Regions from separate parts of the Homo sapiens genome. Here region 2 is linked to region 1. Evidence: chromatin contacts called from ENCODE Hi-C or POLR2A ChIA-PET data. All regions are on one chromosome and are shown on one strand. Each heading gives the region's core, a stretch centred on a gene start or an enhancer-like site at or near the end of the contact. The rest is flanking DNA. Distances are from core to core; before and after follow the strand shown. Region 1 has its middle 180 kb from the start of RAD51B-AS1. Region 2 overlaps LOC100996664 (a long non-coding RNA gene).

The links. Hi-C counts contacts between places; a loop is a spot of excess contacts on that map. ChIA-PET counts read pairs that join two places held with the same protein, here RNA polymerase II (POLR2A). Pooled maps may share reads with other maps.
Region 2: a loop to region 1 is called in a map of CD4-positive, alpha-beta memory T cell, with 3 times the contacts of the local background. The contact joins two enhancer-like sites. A Hi-C loop is called at or near these places in 2 of 168 maps with a recorded cell type or tissue (CD4-positive, alpha-beta memory T cell and naive thymus-derived CD4-positive, alpha-beta T cell) and 4 of 50 pooled maps. POLR2A ChIA-PET finds 5 or more read pairs at or near these places in 6 of 52 experiments (CD4-positive, alpha-beta T cell, CD4-positive, alpha-beta memory T cell, WTC11 and 3 more).

The regions. Positions count from the first base shown.
Region 1 is chr14:68,504,187-68,509,926 of GRCh38, reverse strand. It overlaps a transcript of RAD51B not described here. Among named protein-coding and RNA genes, the nearest start is that of RAD51B-AS1, 180 kb to the left of the region's middle. RefSeq lists enhancers at 1-240, 2,838-3,401, 3,402-3,965, 3,938-3,997, 3,966-4,529. Within about 2 kb of position 3,031, at least 20 of the 41 ENCODE cell types and tissues checked have a DNase peak (open chromatin) inside an H3K27ac peak, as active enhancers do.
Region 2 is chr14:68,620,977-68,626,956 of GRCh38, reverse strand. LOC100996664 (a long non-coding RNA gene) reads left to right here. Exons shown (of 2, transcript NR_135816.1): 2 at 1-1,430. It also overlaps a transcript of RAD51B not described here. Among named protein-coding and RNA genes, the nearest start is that of RAD51B-AS1, 61 kb to the left of the region's middle. Within about 2 kb of position 2,281, at least 3 of the 41 ENCODE cell types and tissues checked have a DNase peak (open chromatin) inside an H3K27ac peak, as active enhancers do.

The DNA.
Region 1 (5,740 bases), core at 1,782-4,281:
TTCCCAAGTGCTTGCGGGGCACCCCCCATAAGCTAAAGCAGGGGTAAGCAAACCATGGCCGACTGGTCAAATCCGGCCTGCAGCCCGATGTAAATAAAGTCCTCCTGGAACAAGGCCATGTCCATTTGTTTATGTATTGTCCATGGCTGCCTTGCAGTTGTGGTAGAGACCCTGTGGCCTGCAAGGCCAAAAATAGTCACTATCTGCCCCTTTACAGTAAACATTTGCTGACTCCTGAGCTAGAGAACTATCCTAGATCTCGCTAGGCAAGAATTCCACTTACAAGCCTGTTAACAAGGGATGGATTTAGGATTTACTCCATTCCCACCCCATACCAAAGTCTAGGTTCCTTCCTTCCAAACATCATTCTTCAGGAAAGTATCTTCATGCTTATTTAAGCAATGACAATAAGAAGGAATGCCCACAACCATACCACTCAGTGAAGGTTCCAAGTACTTGCCCTGACAACCCGACAGTCCCATTTCACAGATGAAACAGAGTCACTGAGATAAAGCAACTCACTGAAGTTCACTCAGGGAACAGCACAGCTAGGAAGAGCTGGGCCTCTGAGTCACAGCATGGTCCTCTGTCCATGGGATGGCCATAATGAAGGGAGCTGGGGAGCTTTAACATGGCAATGCTCCCTTACGTGTGCCACACGACCACTTGACAACCCAGTGAAGGGCTCAGGGTAGTATGTCTTCATTTTCAAGGTGAAAAACATAGCACTATCAGAGAGTGGGGATGAGAATCAGACAGGCCAGACTACACTCACCCCTTGAAAACCACCTTTATCCAGGCCCAGTGGCTGGTGAGCCCAGGCCCTCTGGCCCTAGCTGGGCCCTCACTCAATCAGGACCCAGGGCCCCCTATTTTCCCAGTGTGCCTCTAAGACAGCTCTTGCCTTCAGGCACTTCTAGGCTAGCGGGGCAGAGACAGAAAGGGGAGGATTATGATTGCATGGCAGGCACAGTGATGGAGAGCCACAAGTGGTGCTTCAGGAGGACAAAGCAGGGTCACCTTGCCCTTCCCTAAAAGCAAACCCCTTTGTAGGGAACCCTGGGTGAAGGGCCTCCAGTGGAAATGCTATTCACTAGAAATGCAAGTGGGCACCCTTCCAAGGCTTTCAGGGGCTAAAAAAGTGTTGGAATCATTCTGGGGACAGGCGGGGAAGCCAAAGAAACTGGTACCCTCTCAGAGATGAGACTGGCAGGTAAACTGATGACACCAAGGAAGCTGCTGCCTTGGAGCAGTAGGAGTTCTCCCCACGGGAACCATTTCCTGCAGGACCAGGCCTGGGGTGGAGACCCTTCCAGACAGGGTAGGAGGTCACCCCAGGCTGCAATCTCAGTGGTCTGGAAGCCCATGAAGGCTGGTTATGTCTGGGCCTTGAATAGAATCATAGACAAGCAGGGTGCCACGCTGGCTTGCGTAGAATGTTGACTCTGCAACGGTCTCTAGCTAACAGGAGCTGAAAGTTCCTACAAAGGATAGCGAGTGGCCTGTACCTCACTGTCTCTATTTCCATTGCTGTCCCCAGGTCCCCGTTCCTTGGTAAGCTTCTCCTTGAACTTTAGGCAGCACCTCAAAGCAGTTTCAGAATTCACTGAGGAGCCATGGGTCCCAGTCTTTAGAGTCCTGCTATTGTTCAGAGGTCTCCAAGTGACTAGATGTTGTGAATTGCCAGAGGGTGGCAGAGGACTCCAACCAAGCAGGGACCAAGTATAAAGCAAACTTCCATCACCATCAACAACTGGAGCCCTGCACTGGACCAGAACAGAGCCTGGGAAATGACCCCATCAGCATCTTTGGGTCCCCTCATCATGGAGACTCCCCTCAGAAATAGTCTTCAGCAGGGTTAAACCCTTGGCCAGATGGAGAAATAGCACGACACCTCTGGCTTCTGCTTCCCAGGGAGCGTGTAGTGGATCCCCTGGCACCCTCTGCTTCCGACGGTACAAAGGTTGTGGGTGTAAACCTCAAAGCTCTGTTTTGTCTAGACTTGGTTTCCGGGTGGGTTCAGGCTCTCTGCTCCATGGAACCCAACAGCCAGGAGATTTGTGCCACTGCTTCCTTGAGTCTAGACTGGCGGAGGAGCAGGGGCTCATGACTATAACATGAACGTGAACCGTGGATCAAAGTGGGTGTTCAAGACAGCTGATTGGACAAGGTCCTGAGCTATGCTGAGGAGTGATGCTGGCACTTTGGTAATGCAGTGGAATGGAATATTCCATGGTTAATTAGCAGTCACTGAGTGTCTATTGTGAGCTGGTCACCATCTGGATGAACAAACTGGCAAGTAGACTCTGAGGAGGTCACGTGCCCAGGAGTTTGTTTAGAGAGTGCAGTTTCTTCTCATATTGAGGTGTGCAGAATGTTCGCTTACAGGTGTGTGATCATGGGGTTGGGTCAAACTCCTCAACTTTCCTATGGAATGCCAGTCCTAGGACCCTCTGCAATCTGAAGCCCTCACACAAAGAACAGAGTATTTATGTCAAACTCTACCCTTCTGTGCTACCAAACAAAGCTGAGCCAGAATAAAGCAAAGTGAAAAAGCTCATAAACACTTCCTGGGGCTGGGCTCACAAAGTAAAGCTCAAAGAAGAACAAGCCAGATGCGTTTCAAACCCATAAACACACACGAGGACACCCGAGCTGCCACTGGCCCGAGCAGATTGGGTGCTAAAACAGCACTGGAGCAATGAAGGAGGGGGTCATTCTAAAATTAGAGCTCTACTTTCTCTCCCCTCTGAACATATATGAGTGGAATTATGGATTAATATTGAAAATTGATTTCATGTGTACTTCAAGAGCACCTGTGCGGTGATGCCCACACTCCCTCCCCACCCCCTCCACATACACACTCTCCCTCAACTCACCCCGGAGACCTAGAGCTTTTGCTACCAAGCACATCTTGTGTCCTGTATAAACAAGGGCTGGTAACTAGTACAGGAAATGAACTTCACAAGCATTGAATGTGTACCCACCTGTGGTATGGGGAGTTGCCAGATTTTTTTCTAACTGAGAATGTTCACAGAATCTCGAAACTTTCTTTCAGCTTCCCCCTCTGCACACTTGAGTGTGGGCGCCTACCATGTGTGCACACATACCCAAGCACAAAATTTCCCTCAATTTCCCCCAAGACATATCAACAATGAGATGTGCCCATACATACACGGGCACACAGCCAGCCATTCCCAAACCTTCTCCTTTGTCCCCCCCACCCGCCTTTCAATGTATAAATGAGAGCGCCTAGGTGTGCTGGTGCTGCCCCTCCCTGCCTCGGACACATGCAGAACTTTGCGCCCACTCAGCACGATCCAGCACACAGGAGCTGGGGAGCCAAGGATGTTTATATTCCCACGTGTGCACCGGCGTGCACGCACACATGCACGCGCACGCACAGCCACATTCCAGCTGGCCCCAGTACAGCTGTGACAGGCCTGGGTCTGTTTGCCATTGTTTTCCTTCGCCTCTAACAGGCGTTCATGCAACAGAGAGGAGGTCGTGAGAGGTTTCCACCACGTTTTGTAGCATTTACCCCGAGCCTGAGTGTTGGGGAGGTGGCTTTTGAGAATGAGCTATGGGTGGCAGGGTGGAAAGCAGAGACAAAGGCATTCCTTCCCATTTCCTGCCTGAGCTTCACTCGCTAATGTGCACTGCTCTGGATTGTTCAGAGATTTCTTTATGTGTCATCCTGTCTGAAACCTGGCTGGGAGGACGGAGGCTCAGCTAAAGAATTTCTGGAAGTTCTGTCTCAAGGTCCTGCTTTGTCACCTCTTATTACTACAACTGTTCTAGGCCCAGGCTGCCTGGGGGCACACTGTGTCCTGAAAGCCTGAGTGGCAGGCCCCAGCCACATAAGCAAAGACACATTTGGGTAGAAACTGAAGGAGATAAAAATGGACCCCAAGTGGCCACTATCCCTCTAGGGATTTTGGCCCACAAGAAAAGCTGGTATATAAAGAATTCCCCACCTGACCCTCAGCAGCAGTGAATGTTCTAATGATTCCCTCAGCAGTACATATGCAAAGTGGATACTGTCTTTGCACTGACAATAAGATTGGCTAATCTGGCTGGGCGCGGTCGCTCACGCCTGTAATCCCAACACTTTGGGAGGCCGAGGCGGGCGGATTTCCTGAGGTTGGGAGTTCGAGACCAGTCTGGCCAACATGGTGAAACCCCATCTCTATTAAAAATACAAAAAAGTTGGCCAGGCATGGTGGTGCATGCCTGTAATCCCAGCTACTCGGGAGGCTGAGGCAGGGGAATTGCTTGAACCAGAGAGGTAGAGGTTGCAGTGAGCCGAGATCATGCCACTGCCCTCCAGCCTGGGCAACGGAGCGAGACTCCGTCTCAAAAAAAAAAAAAAAAAAAAAAGATTGGCTAATCTACAAGTTCATTTGTTATTTCTAAGAGCCAGATGGGACTTAATGCATCTAAGACACTAACAAACCCAGAGTTCTTACTGTGTGGATCTGGACAGAGCGGGCAGCTGACAGATTTCTCACTGTGCCCCACTGAACTGTGGCAAGGGACTGGCTAGAAATACATGTACTTTGTCTGCAGCCATTGCTTGCAAACTACCCCACTCACCTCTGTGGCAGAGTCCTTTCTTCAAATAAAATCTTACTAGAAAGCCCAGTGTACAAAACTGATCAAAACAGTCTCTCTGGTTACAGGGATGAATTAGCTGTGTGTGTGCGGGCATGGGGTGTCCCCATCTGCTCCTGCTCCATCCTCGTGCTCCCTCCATCTATACTTCAGGGAATCTCCGTGGGGTTCCTTGGATCCCAGGTTGAAAACTGTTATCACAATGCAGGCCCCTTCTTGTAACAATTGTCAAACTTCGTACCCAAGAAAACACGTAATGACAAAGAGCTGCTAGGAATTTAACGGCCTTTCAAATTCGCCTGAGTTTTACATACTATGGATTTCAGCTGCTGCCCATGTTTGGTGTGGCACTAAGAGTTATGGACCCCTTGCTGAAACGCCCTGGCCTCTTGCAGGTCTGCAGTTCACAAATTAGGAATAACTGTACAGAAATTAAGAACAAGAAATGAGACTGGGGTCCCAGATGGAGCCACACCATCAAGTGTGTAGATTGGGCTCCAGTGTCTAGTGAAGAAATTTGTGCTTAAATAGTATTTGGCAATGGAGAGCCATTAAAAAGCCATATGCGATTATTACTATTAATTATTTTTTAAGCCAGGAAATGAATGATTGAAAATGAACTAGCAAAAAAAAAAAAAAAAAAAAAAAAAGAAAGAAAAAAAAAGGATTACTCCTTTGCAATTTAAGTTTCCTTTCCCATCTCTAGCTGTCTGAGCTTCCACATCCCAGTCGCAGAGTCCACTGGGAGAGTTTCCCTCCCAAGCATCATGCATGGGCCCAGCCCAGACACATTTCTCCAGTCTTCATGATCAGAGGCACTGATTGTCTGCTGTGGCATTACCTAAAGTGAGTGGTCCAGCTCAGGCTTCGGCACCCTTGTGACTGAGCAAACTCATTGATGTACACAAATGGAAACCATGCCTAAATTAAAGAATGTGCATATGGGTGAACAAAGAGGGGATTTATATGGTGTGCAGGCCAAAGTGGAGGCCTGATTCCTTGGTTTTGCCCACCTTCTTTCCTAGACCTTCAGATCCCCCTACCCCTAAATATGTCAATGAAGTCCTTGGTTTCAGCTGCGGAGTCAGGAAATACAACTGGAGGTAGCATGGGATGCTGGCCTGGA
Region 2 (5,980 bases), core at 1,032-3,531, 120 kb before region 1:
TTTCCCAGTTGAGAGTTCATTTTCTGTCTCGGTTCAACAAAGGCATGTTATCTTTATATAAAGGAAGCTGTAATAGACAGTCTCCAAGATGGCAGCCTTTAGTTCTTTCCCTCCTCAGATTCATGAGCTGCTTCTCACCTCTTAAATCTGGTCTACCTATAGTGACTTGCTTGACCAACAGAATATGCTAGGAGCAACATTCTGGAACTTCCAAGGCTTGGTTGTAAGAAGCTTTGCAATATCTGCCTGGATCTCTTAGAACCTTCAATATGGGACACTTGCTCTAGAAATCAGCCACCATCCTGTGAGAAGTCCAAGCCACAGAGTGAGGCCAGAAATAGTTGCTGCAGTCAAGAGCCCCAGCTGAGCTCTCAGCCAACATTCAGCATCACTGCCAGCCATGTGAGTGAGTGATGGTGACCTTGGATGTCCAGCTCAGTAGAACCTTCAGATGATTTCAGCCCTAGCCGTTCCAACTGCAAGACATCCTGAGTGAGCTGAGCCCAGTCAACAGAGATGTGAGAGATAAAAATGCATTGTTTTGAGACACTAAGTTTTAGAGTGTCTGTTGTGTAGCAGTAGGTAGTTCAAGAGGAATGAAATGCTAGATGGGGTATGGAAGATAGGAGAGGACCTCCTGATAGCTCAGCTACTTTGAAAGGCTTTATTTATCAGGATTTTTTGCCCCTGCATCCCACCAACACCATCCCTGCTTTCTGAGCTGTGCCTGGCACACTGCACCACACAAACCTTGCACTGCTCACTAACTGTGCCATGTATATAAGCCTCCTCAGCCCGATGGTGGACACCTTGAAGATAGGGACCTATATGATTTGATTCCTACCCTCCTTAGCACTGACAGATTTGTCAAGCTGTTCCAGTGGATAAATACGGGGGATAACTGCTGGAACAGCATCTTGAGGTGTTTATATGGCTTGGCTTCTGATCTTTGACATTTGATAACTGATGAACATGCTATTTGGGCCCACCCAGGAGCCAGCCACACCATGGGGGAGTCTGAACCTCACCCACACTGTGGCCACTCAGGGGAAGGAGACCAGGGCCAAGAACGCAGTTGCTAACCTCCTGCTTAGATTTGCTTCTTGCGGGGCAGCCCTGGAAACCCAAAGAAGAGCTAAAACTGTGTGGATGAGAGAAAACCTTCAGAACCCATTCATAGAGATACCAGGAGCAGCTGAGAACCCATTGTAGGAAGGACACATGTTCAAGACCTCCCCCATCTGCCCATCTAGGGACATGGATGTTTAACATGCTAGGGTCAGAAGTGGGAACATAGGTCAGCTTGAGTAGAACCTGGTGCCTGTGCAGGAACCCTGCCTTCTGTGGGCCCAGCTACTCGGGAGGCCAAAGAGGGAGGATGGCTTGGGTCTGGGAGGTCGAGGCTGCAGTGAGCTATGTTTGCACCACTGCACTACAGCCTGGGCAACAGAGTGAGACCCTGTTTCATAAAAAATAAATAAAAATAGAAAGCCTGGCGAGCCCAGTGTCTACTCAGAGCTTAGGAGAGAGGGAGGAGAAAAGCAGGATGAGGGCAGCTTGGGAGGCGGTCCTTCATTCTGCCAATAAACATTATTTTGTGAATCAGGCCTGGCTTGAGGCACAGCGTATGCAGAAAAGTTCAAGGGAGACAGAGTCCCTGCTCTCAGGTAAAATGCCTGGAGGAGTTGTAGCTCCGATACACATCTCACGACATGGGCAGAGCTTGGCTGACCATGGGTGTAGGGGAGCTATGGCCTTCCCTCCTCATTATATCCCAGTCTTCCAACTTTGTGAAAGACCTGGAATTCCCATGCTATAAGGTGGTATGAGTGTGGGCACTAGGGCTGGGACTAGTCCAGGTCCCAGCTCCACCACTTATTGGCTGTGTGACCTCGTGCAAGCTACTTAAACTCTCTGAACCTTTAGCATCTTATCAGTAAAAATAAGAACAGTAACAGTTCTTCATCTCAGGGTTGTCTGAGGATTTCATAAGATCCTCCTGGCAAAGTGACCCCTTAGCTCCATGTGTGGCACCTGCAGGCGCTTCGGAACCACCGGCTCCTATCCTATGTACTCCCACGAGGCATGGGAGGGCTCTGGATATGAAATTATCTGCAAGGTCCAAGTAACTTTTGCTTAGAAAAAACAAAAGGGATGATGAGGGAAGAAGTCTCACTTAGGAACGAAATTGCCTGGGGCCCTGTTTCCTGAGAGGATCGCGCAGGAGTCATATGACATTGGTCTGACTTTCCTGAACTGCCCACGCATGCGCTGAGTTTCAACAGCACCGAGAACCTAGGCTTCTCTTCCTGAAACTTAGGAGAAGCTTGGGCTTCCCTCTGGCCAGTCCAGAGGTGGTTCCCAGGTAATTGCCTGGTCCAAGAGCCACAGAGGATTTGGAATTATGAGGGTAGGGAACTGCGGTTAGGGGGATCCCAGAGTCTCAGGAAGCATTTCAGTTCCATCCCTTGACCCCACTTCATGCTCTGGCATATCGAGGGCCCGGAAGTGCTAGGAGAGCTGTGATTGGCAGGCCTCACTCCCTGCCCACCTTCCCTCTTAGCTTCCCCAGAACCATAGCCCCCTTTAGACTGGGCATATGGGCAGATAACAAAGGATATCATGCTGGGGACGTATTTCTGAGAGGGGGTGACTGCCCTTGCCCCTAAGTATGAGTTGCCTTTTCCAAATATCCCCACAATGTAAAGTGATCGGCAAAGGGGACCACAGCCCTTGGTTCTACACCCATCAAACATGTGCTGAAATCAGATTCTTTTCTAAGCAACACATCCATATTATGCCACCATTCAGACGAAACCAAGAGCTAATCATCCTGAGTATGAGATGTGTTCTCTGGTGAGATGCCTGGACCTCCACAGGGGAGGTTGTTCTCTTGAGAAAATGCCGACTTCCCCTCGTCTTTCAGAGGCCCCCTTCCTGACCAAAAGGCTCAAGGTAAGCAAAGCTAGAGCCCAGTGTTTGGGCTACATTCCAGACTCCTGGTGTTTCCAACCCAGAGGGGTTATACTCACTGCAAATCTTTACTCTCCCTAAAAGCAGTTTAACAGAAAGAAGACATTTGATCTTTCCCTAGTACATCTCAGTAGTTTGATTTTCACTGTCATGTGAATTCAAGACATAGAAAAATAAAACACAAAGCCTTACCGGCCCTACTGGTTTATCCATCATATTCTATTACCTTCTAAGAAGTCTGCCTTATTAGCATATCTGATCACTTGAGGAACACCTGGCTAGAATGTTTAGGTGGTAGCAAGGGAATGATTGGCTTATTTTCCTCCCCAGATGTCACTCTTTGGGCTCTCCACCCAGGGTCACTACTAGCCCATATGGCACCTATGTACAAGTTAGAAAAGGCACCCCTTCCTCTTTGTGGATACAGCCATGCCAGGGCACAGCTTGGCAGGATGAGTGCAGGCTGAATTTCAGCCCCCATCTGCCTTCTATGCATGTTGGCCTTTTGCAGTGAACAGCCTGTGAAACTATATGTGGTGGCCTTGCCTATACTCAATGTCACTAGCTCTCATTTCTCTTCTTGGAAAGGTGCGTGTTGGAGAGGGAAGGGAAAGAAGATGCTTGTTGCTGTTCATTACGGACAGGTTCCCCAAGAGTGACACCGTACTGTGGGTATGTTTTGAGTTCTGGGAGAGTTTCAGGGCATTTTATAGCTGGGCCAACTTTCCCTGGGACTGAGAAGTAGGGCTTGGAAATTAAGGCAGTCCTGGGGGAGGGAACAGCTGGTCAGTCTGCCCATAATCCTGCCCAGAAACCTGACAGCAAACAGCCCTGGATTTGCTCATTTGAATGCTTTAGGGGAATTTCCAAGAACCCTTCACCCTCTTATGAGAAAAAGAAGGTAGGTCCGTGGTGCTATTCTCCCCTTGCCTCCCGTGAGCTTGGGTCTGTGGTTAGGACATCTGGGCACAGGAAGTATTAACCTGTCTCCGCTTTCAGATCTGAATCCAGTCACCTGTCAAGGGGCCTGCCTTCCTCACTTTGATGAATTAATTTACAGAGTTCTCCATGGTGCAGTCTGAGGGTGTCAGGAGGGGGCGAGTCTAGAAGACTCCCTGCGGGATCTCAGGGGTATCGTTTTCCCCAGCTGTGACCCAGCATAAACACCTCTAAAATTGAATGAACAGCACATAGCACGTCCATAACACAAATAGCCCTCAGGAGGAATCGTGACATCCAGTTTTTTTTTTTTTTTTTTTTGTAAATGGATACATTAATAGACCCAGCATCAAATCCTGTAAGTCACCAAGGGCTATCAGGAAATGTAGAGATATTTGTTCATTGCCCATTCATTCATTCATTCATGAAACAACTGAGTATCTACCATGTGCCAGCCCTGTGTTAGGCTCTGGGGGTGAGGAAGTGAGTGACAGAAATGCACTCTTGCCTTTAATTTAAATGCCATCACCTCAGAAAGGCCTTCCGTGACCACCCTCTTCCTAGACTTGTGACCTCCTAAGAACTCCCTTTTGGTAAACAGCCTCCCGCTTTAATTACTTGATCCATATTTGTCTTCCCCACTAGACTCAGCTTCAGGAGGAGAGAGACCATGCCTGCAGGAATCAAAATGAATCAGCACCAATCCTGACCCAAGATGATATGGGTTGACTGAATCAGTTGTTCCTCATCAAGTATACTGGAAGTCAGAATGGCTCCTCCTCCATGATGCCCCTGTACTTAGAGCATCTGGCGTCTGTGAAGGGTCTAATCCCAAGTGAGGATTCTGCTCCTGAGACAGCCAGGACCAGACGATTGCCAAGGTCCCTCCAGCCTAAAGGCAGTGACTCTAGAACAGATGGGGCTGGATGGTAACAGGGTAACTGGAGCTCAGGAATGGAGGCCAGGTTAGAGGCATGCTTGCCCAGTCATTCCAGGTGCCCAGGTTCCAGGCTTATCCCTCTTTAGGAGAGAAGTAAAGACATGAAGAGGAACCCTCTGTGGGCCTGTGCTGACCCATCTGCCACCCCCAACCAGAGGCATGAGTGACATGGGAAAGGGGAGTGGCGTTGGGGCTGCTTGGCCTGCCTCCTGCACCCCAAAGCTCTGGGTTCAATTACACTCATTGTCACTGTGCACAGAACCCACGTCACCACTGAGGAGATCAGCTGGGCCCTGGCTGCTGACAGCTTGTTTTATTCTTGCTAAGCCACTACATCTTGGCTTTGTTGTTATGTTTCCAATAGCAACAGGAGAAAAGACAACTTTTTCTGCTTTGGGAGCTTATTTTTTTCTCCCGTAGGAGAAAGCTCCAGCCTGAAGACTTGATGTCCTTGGGGCCCCAATGTGGCCTTAGCCCAGACCCTGGGGGCCAGTAAGGAGAAGTCCAGCTTAGCTCTGCCCCAGGGAAACAGCGGGTAGCTGAAGTCATGGAGGATCCAGGAGCCAGGAGCTATCAACTCTTCTGGAATTGGGCTCAGCTGCCCTTTTTAGTTTTGAATGGCTACAAAATATCCACAGTGGCTTGGGTAGGCCTAAAGCATAGACAGTGGAGAAAGGAAAAGGAGAGAAAAAAGGAACTTAAGAGTAGAGGAGAAAGGAGTGGGAGAGAATGGCAAGAGAAGAAAGGTGGCTGTGGAGAAGTGCAGTGACACCATCAGCACCCTTGGGCATCACTTGGCATTTGAAGCCAAAGAGGATGACCCCACAGGCCTGGATGAAAAATATAGAGGTTCTCTCTGGCAAGGGGCTTTTGCTTTCCATTGAGAAGGAGCTGCCATCATGAATGGATGGATGGATGCATGGACAGGTGGGTGGATGGATGAATGAAACAATAAGCGTGGTATTCCCAGGATTGAATGAATGATAAAGGAAGGAAAAATAAGTGAGAAGTGAGAGAATCCAATGAGGGGTTAAGCCATCTTAGGCAGGGATTGCCAAGGAGTGGTTTGGGAGGGCCTTGCCCCGTCCCCTCCAGTCTCCATTGGCTTCCCCTAAAGTCTTTCTAAGT